Linked DNA regions of Mus musculus: regions 1 and 2 are each linked to region 3. A link is a loop called in an ENCODE intact Hi-C map of the cell type or tissue named here. Cell type or tissue: left cerebral cortex. All regions are shown on one strand.

Region 1 (2,500 bases), 62 kb after region 3:
AATCAGGGGGCACTCACGGTTTTTAGCCAGTAGCTTGGCGAACACAGGAGAGCCCTGGGAAGAAAGAAAAATAAAGGTAGATGGTACCTTACATCCTAAAGAAGCAGATAGGAACTCATACGGCCCAGCACACATTGGGGCGTCCAACTTTGGATGGAGAAGGAGAGCCCTGAAGGCCTAAGTGGGACTGAAGGGAACTGCGGTGCACCCTCGGGAGTTCTCCCCCAGGTTTCATAGGTTCATTCAAGGGGTCAAGACGCAAAGGGATTTCCTCTGAGTGCGAGATGGAGAGGGGGTGCTTCAAGCGGAGTAGCAGGAGCAGAGCGAGGCGGGGCGGGGCGGGGCGGGGCGGGGGTGGGGAGGAAGTGCTGTTCTCTCCCTGTCGGTGCAGCGATGCTTCCAGAAGGTAAGAAAGAGTCCCCTAGGGATGAGATGAGCCTCACCTGTTGTGTAGTGTTGGGGCAGCCAATGTGGGAAACAGGGGTGACCTGGTCTGCATTATTCTCTCGGGTACCCAGGTTGGGCGAGGTGGTGATTGTGAGCGCTGGCCGAGGCTCGGTGCGGGTGAAGATAGGAACACAGGCGGCGATCAGAAGCAGCAAAACCAAAGCGACTAGGCCATAGAGCTTTGGGTGGCGGGAACAGAAGTTCAGTGCAGGCGGCCACGCGGCCTCGCGATCCCGAACATTAACCGCAGGGTAGGCAGCATCCGTGGGGAGCGCGGCATTTGTGGGGCGCACAGTATCTGAGAGGAGCGCAGCGTCCGCGAGGAGCCCGGTATCTCTGAGGAGCGCCGCATCCGAGGGGCACGAAGTACCTGCTGGATGTCTGGCATCCGCGGTATCCTCCACATCAAGTGTGTGCTGGTCCATTACCACGGTCGGTCAGTGCACGTCTCCCGCCAGTGCCCGTGCTTTATAGGCTACCGAGGCGCCTTTTCCGGGGAGGGAAGGGAGGGAGGGCAGCCGCGGGGTTCCCGGGCTCCGCGCTCCGCCCCTCGACTCCCGGAACTTTCTCTCCTCCTCCCCCCTTCCCCTCCCCCTTCTCGCCCCTTTCCCCTTCCCTGTCCAGGCCCTGTGCCCGCCCGTCCTTCTTCCCTTTTTGTGTGTGTGTGTGTGTGTGTGTGTGTGTGTGTGTGTGTGTGTGTGTTTGATTTGGTTTAACACTGACACATTAAAGAGCTTTTTATATGATGGGAACCATGTGATATCGGAATCCATTCCCTCCCTGGCCTCTCCTGAATCCACAGCTCTGTCTCCCTTCTTTTTCTGTGTTCCCCACTGGTAGGTTATTTCTCCGCTGCTGATTTTCATTCCTGTTTTTCTGTCTCTCAAACTTCTGTCTCTCTCCTGATCTCTCCTGCTCCCTTTTTCTTCCAACCCCTAGCTCCCCATCCCTGGGACGCCCTAAATGCAGGGGGTTTTGTTGTTGTTTTGTTTTGTTTTGTTTTGTTTTTTGTTGTTGTTGTTTTGTCGAGGACTCTAGGGACATCCAAAACTGCCCACCCATCCCCAGCGGAATCAAAGAGACCTGCTAGGCACCCACTCACTCAGCCTCTTCCTCCCCAGGACCCCATCTCTACCCTGGGCCTTTCCTGGTGTGTCCCCACCCACTTTCTTGGGGCTTCCTGTTAGTAGTCTCTTAGGACTCCAGAAACAGAAGGCTGGAGAGTCCAGATAGAGAAATTCCCCCAGGCAGCGGACACATTTCCAATTTCCCATTCTTTCACTGTTCTTGCCTGAGGTAGAGGCAAAAGGGGGGGGCGCAGAGAAGACCCCCCAAAAGAGGAACTGAGAGATGACTGGCTCTGGGCAAACCTTGGAGACAGACTCCTCAATGTTCTGATCTGGTTAGATCTGCTGAGATGGCTCAGCCAGTAATAGTATAATCACAAGCCTGGTGGCCTGAGTTCAGTCCTCAGGACCTACATGGTGGGAAGAAAGAACTGACACCCAGAAATTTGTCCTGAAAGTGCCCTTTGACCACGACATGCATACCATCAGTAAACATAATTAAAAAAAAAAAAAGTACTGATATAACCAGACCATTTATCTCAGCAGGAAACAACAAGCTATAAAATGGGGAGTTGTTTGTTTCTACATAGGGTCTGGTCTTCGCCTTGCAGCCCTCCAACTCACTAGACAGCCTAGGATGACTCTGAACTTCTGACCCTCCCCAGTATATTGGGATACAGACACAGACAGGCATACACCCTCAAATCCAGCTTCTTCTGTGTTGGGGAAGGAGCGCAAAGCCTCGAGCTTACTGGGCCAAGATTCTTACAACAGAGACCCAGCCCAGGCCCCACCTGCTTTTTTTCCATACTGGGCATGGAACCTACTGAGCTCCCAGCCTGGGAGACGTGCACGGAGCCCCCTCTGGAGACACCAGCCACCCCTTCCTTCTGTTTTATTCCACATCAACTTCCCCTGGGAATTACAGGAAAACCCCAGCTTGGGGTCAGGGGAGAGGTGGGGGAGGTGGGACATTAAAATGACAC
Region 2 (2,500 bases), 71 kb after region 3:
AGAGAGAGAGAGAGAGAGAGAGAGAGAGAGAGAGAGAGATCATTGTCAAACACACTGAACAGCCAAGGTGTGGTGGTTCATATCTGTCACCTGAGCATTTGGGATGCTAAGGTAGGACATTACACAAGTCTGAGGCCAGCCTATGTATAGTTTCAGGCTAGCCTTGGCTACAGAGATAGACCCTGTCTCGTGAGGACAGAAAGAGAGGAGAAAGGGAAATAAAAGAGGTATGGAAAGGGTTGAGGTAAGAGTACTCCTACTCTGCTCTTTCAGATAACCAGAGTTAAGTCCCCAACCCTCACATGGTGGCTCACAACCTCCTGTAATTCCAGATCCAAGGGGATGTGACACCTCTTCTGGCAGCAATAGGCACTACACTCACCTGCACTTACCCTGAGACACACATATACACATAAATACAAGTAAAACTTTAAAACTTTTTTTTAATATGCCAGGCATACATAGCTCAGCCAGTGACACTTGTTTCATAAGCATGGGGACCTGATTTGATTTCCCAGCACCCCTGGCTTGTTGTTTTGTTTAATAATAATAATAAGAGCCGGGCGTGGTGGCGCCACACGCCTTTAATCCCAGCACTTGGGAGGCAGAGGCAGGCCGATTTCTGAGTTCGAGGCCAGTCTGGTCTACAAAGTGAGCTCCAGGACAGCCAGGGCTATACAGAGAAACCCTGTCTGGAAAAAAAAAAAAAAAAAAAAAAAGACAAGCTGTCAAGTGCTTATAATCTTAGTCTGGGAAGGTAGACAAAGGAGGATTCCTGGAACTCATTGGCAAACTATTCTAGACAAATAGCTGGACTCCTCAGACCAGTGAGAGATTCTATCTTAAAAAAAAAAAAAATAAATAACAGTGAGGATTAGGTGGCTCCATGGTTAAGAACACTGGCTGCTCTTGCAGAGGACTCAAGTTCAATTCCCAGCAGCTATATGGCAGCTCAGACCTGTCTGTAACTCCAGTTCCAAGGCTTATGACACTTTCACACAGACATACAGGCAGGCGAAACACCTATAAAGACAAAATAAAATAAATTAAAAAAAAAAGCAAACAAACAACAAGAACAAAACCAATACTCCAATAAAACATCCAGGTACCAGATCTGTGAACAGAACTCCCTCCTACTCAGCCTTGGATCCCAGCGCGGGACACACGCGCCCCCTTGTGGACGGCATCCTCGCCCTAGGCTGTATGAGATGCAGGTGGAAGGGTCTGCCCCCCAAACTTGCCGAGCCTTGGAAGAACTTGACATCAGAACCTGGAAGCCGGGAGGACCACCAGCCCGAGGACCGGAACCCAGAGAAGCCTGTATGACCGCGAGATACGATCAGTGAGGATGTTGTAGGAGGAGGCAGGTCACTATGGTTCCTACAGGGCCAGCATCAGCAACACGAAAGTGGCCAGAGCCCATGGTGCCACTTGAGAGTAGACTCTGGTTTCCAAGCCCATACACTTCTCCTTAGGCTCCGTCCACTTCCCAGTTGTTACTCTCTAAACCTTCATTTGCAGTCCCTCCCAATGGCTCCTTCACTTTCTCTAGCCCCACATCCTTACTTTTCAGCTGTGTACTTCCCAGGTCCCTCTCACTTCTCAATCTCTATAGGTTCCTCCCACTTTCTTAGCCCCTCCCAGCTGCTCTGTCATTCTCTCTACGCCCTGCCCACTTTCCCCAGTCAACAGCTTCCTCGAGGTTGTGGATTCCCACTTTTGACGTCATTCTTCCAGCCTACTTCCCGCTCCCTTAGCTTCCCAGGCGGTTCAGTTCTCTTGCCTCGCCTGCTTCCCTGCCAATCTCCAAAGACCCCCCTCCGCCCCCCCCCCCCCCCCTGCTCAGGCCCTACCGGGTAGGCTTAACAGACTTCTCTATCAGCCTCCCAGAGCCCGCCCTGGTCCTTCCCACATCCCCCGCTGTTCTCCCTATTCCACCGGACTCTAACAGCCTAGGAAAGAAAGCTTGTTTCCCATCGGACCTTCCTCAGAGACTACTTTACTCCTTCGTCCACCTGGGACCTGGTTAACGGCAAGGCAGTCTAAAATGCCTCCACCTCCTTCTGTGCCTTACAAATTCTCATTCCAGCTGCTGGACACGCCCACCCTTATTCTCTTTAAAATTTAGTTTGCTTTTATTAATGTGTAATGCGTTGTCTATGAGCGGATGCTACAAGTGTTCAGAGAGGCCAGAGGAGGGGGTCAGATTCCCTGGAACTAGAGTAATTATGAGCAGGGATTGAGTGCTGGGGACTGAACTCTAAGCCGCTACAAGAGCAGCAAGTGCTCTTAGCCACTGAGCCATTTCCTTAGCCCCCGCCCCCAATTCAGAAGACCACCATACCTGCATATGGCCCAGCCTTGAGTCCCACTCTCTGTGGGATGATGGGGACGGGGAGGCTGCCTGCCCCAGGGTGTGCACTTGGACTGTGTGCCTACCCATTCATGTGGAATGCAACCAACGTGTGTTTGTGTCATCGAAGGTCAGCTGGAGAAAGGG
Region 3 (2,500 bases):
TCCCTCTTATCTCCCCCATCCCTTTGTATCTGTCCTCTGCCCTTGCAGCCTCATATGTGTGTGTGTGTGTATACACACATATATATGTGTGTGTGTGTGTGTGTTTGTGTGTGTGTGTATGCTATAGTGTGTCCCACAGTATTCCCTTTTGCCCACACATATTTACTTGCAAATGTTCACTACAGTGAGTCATTGGTCTGGTTCCAAGGCTTCTGCTACACTATCAATACTGTATCCTCACTGGGATTCCTCTCAGATGCTCTGTTGTTGCCCTGTGTCATGGAGATCCTGCAGCTTTGGATCTGCAGGACTGGCCCAGCAGTTCATGGCATAGTTGATGGGGTGGGCCAACTCATAGCCCTGGATCTGAGTCTGAGTGGGAGCTGAGTTGGTCAGCCCTCCAGCTCTCCCACACCCACACCGTGAGTAAGCACGTGTTCTCCAGCACTGCCCCACCTAACCCACCCAATGCTGCCGCCAGCGAGGGGTAGGGCCAGCTCTCCTGCTCTCCTGACCTCTAGCCAGTCCATCCAATACCACATGACCAGGGAAAAGCTCTGCCATGCTGCCCAGGAAAGGAGCAGGGCCTGCTCTCCCAAGTGCTGCAGTAGGTGAGGGGCAGGGCCAGCTCTCCCACTCTCATGACCTCCAGGCCAGCTTTTCTGCCTACCACAAGCATCTCTCCCTCACCCAAGTCACTACATGGCAGTAGTAATAGGGCCAGCTCTAGAGATAGCACACACTTTGGACATGGCCAGAAGAGCCTTCAGGGGTTAGAGAAGGCCAGGACCAGTGACTTTCCTGAACACATTTGAAGCAGTGACTCGGTGTACACTCGCATGCCTTTAATCCCAGCACTTGGGAGGCAGAGGCAGGCGGATTTCTAAGTTCAAGGCCAGCCTGGTCTACAGAGTGAGTTCCAGGACAGCCAGGGCTACACAGAGAAACCTGTCTCGAAGAAAAAAAAAAAAAAAAAAAAAAAAAACCTGAACCAAGATGGAGAGCAGTACAGGAAGATACCCAGCATTGACCTATAGCTGTACATGCACATAACCATTCACCCCAAACACAAGAACACATGCACACATTCGTCTGCACACATACACACATACACAGAACCAAGATGGAGAGCAGTACAGGAAGATACCCAGCATTGACCTATAGCTGTACATGCACATAACCATGCACCCCAAACACAAGAACACATGCACACATTTGTCTGCACACATACACACACATGTATATGCAAATGCATGCATACCAACACACTAAGACTTTCTGGTTGGGTGGGTGGGTAAGTGGTTGGTTAGTTGGTTGGTTGAATGGATGGATGGATGGATGGATGGATGGATGGATGGATGGTTTTACAAGACAGGGTTTCTCTATATAGCCCTGGCTGTCCTGGAACTCACTCTGTAGATTAGGTTGGCCTTGAACTCAGATCCACACTAAGACATTTTTTAATAGAAGCTGGTAAGGGAGGAAGGGAATGCGCTTGGATGTGGCCGGCAGGTGGCGCTGCTGGACGGAGCATTTGCAGAATGCCTGGCTGGGAATGGGGCTTGCTTGCTGCGCTCCCAAAGTTCTCTCTCTTTGGTGTCTGCTGGGAACAGCTCTCCCTGTCACAGACAGAGCTGCTGTAGGCCGTTGAGCTCCCTGCTGGGACAAACAGTGCCGGTTGTTGTCATCTTGTCAACAAAAGGGGACACCTATGAGGGTTGGAAAACCCACACCCTCCCTTGGGCAATGGAAAGAAAAAAACGGCTACAGTCACCCCACTGATTCCAGTGTTCCTGGTTCCACTGCTTATATTAAGGCCATTGCTCTGCCTTCCTGCCATCCCACCTCCCTGCCTCCCCGCTTCCCCTCCCCCACCCCCTCCCCCACCCCCTCCCCCACCCACCCCCCACCCCTAATGACAGGCACCCTGGAGCTGCAAGCCTGAATAAGCTTTCCTCCCTTTGGTTGCGCTTTCTCAGGGACTTTGTCACAGCATCAAGACTCCACCCTCTAAAACCGAGGTCCTCAGCCTATGAGTCTCGGACCTCTTTGGGGGTCGAACAACCCTTTCTCAAGGGTCACATATCAGATATTTATATTATGATTCATCACAGAAGTAGAATTACAGTTATGAAGTAGCAACAAAATAATTTTATGGTTGGAGGGTCACGGCAACACGAGGAGCTATATTAAAGGGTCCTAGCATTAGGAGGGTTGAGGACCACTGCTCGGAACCAACCCATAAATAAGCCTCTCCCTACGCAGCCCTCCTTAAGGATCAGGCCTCAAATGTTCCCCCAAACCTTACGTGTTCTTTCTGGGCCAGCAAGAAAGCACAGCAGGTAAAAACAGCTGCCCACCAAACCTGACAGCCTGAGCTCCATTCGGAGGACCCACTTGGTGGGAGGAGAGAGGCACACACATACTGCTGCTGCACATATGTATTCCCATGCCACACACACCAATACGTAAATGTTTCTTCCAATGGCTGTGAGTTCAT

Evidence for each region. Peaks named below come from ENCODE experiments on the same cell type or tissue, not always from the same donor. Only the 100,000 strongest peaks of a DNase experiment are listed, where the experiment ranks them.
Region 1: a loop joins it to region 3, with 4 times the contacts of the local background. A loop is called at or near these places in 34 of 42 quality-filtered maps.
Region 2: it touches region 3 in a loop (9-fold over the local background); 34 of 42 quality-filtered maps call a loop at or near these places.

The regions. Positions count from the first base shown.
Region 1 is chr17:57,103,804-57,106,303 of GRCm38, reverse strand. Tnfsf9 (tumor necrosis factor (ligand) superfamily, member 9) reads right to left here and starts at 919. Exons shown (of 3, transcript NM_009404.3): 1 at 444-919; 2 at 18-54. The coding sequence starts at 872. It overlaps Gm11110 (predicted gene 11110), which reads left to right and starts at 362. Exons shown (of 4, transcript NR_033508.1): 1 at 362-406. In left cerebral cortex, no CTCF peak of the experiment used is centred here; no DNase peak of the experiment used is centred here; H3K4me3 peaks cover 1,030 bases.
Region 2 is chr17:57,095,430-57,097,929 of GRCm38, reverse strand. All of the region lies in intron 3 of Gm11110 (predicted gene 11110), which reads left to right. Gm46589 (a long non-coding RNA gene) reads right to left here and starts at 1,810. Exons shown (of 3, transcript XR_001782170.2): 1 at 1,110-1,810; 2 at 959-1,023. In left cerebral cortex, a CTCF peak has its summit at 1,176 (motif pointing left); DNase peaks (open chromatin) are centred at 1,177 and 1,669; H3K4me3 peaks cover 256 bases.
Region 3 is chr17:57,166,271-57,168,770 of GRCm38, reverse strand. Gm33566 (a long non-coding RNA gene) reads right to left here. Exons shown (of 7, transcript XR_876893.3): 5 at 1,413-1,659. Among named protein-coding and RNA genes, the nearest start is that of Cd70, 18 kb to the right of the region's middle. In left cerebral cortex, a CTCF peak has its summit at 1,513 (motif pointing right); a DNase peak (open chromatin) is centred at 1,522.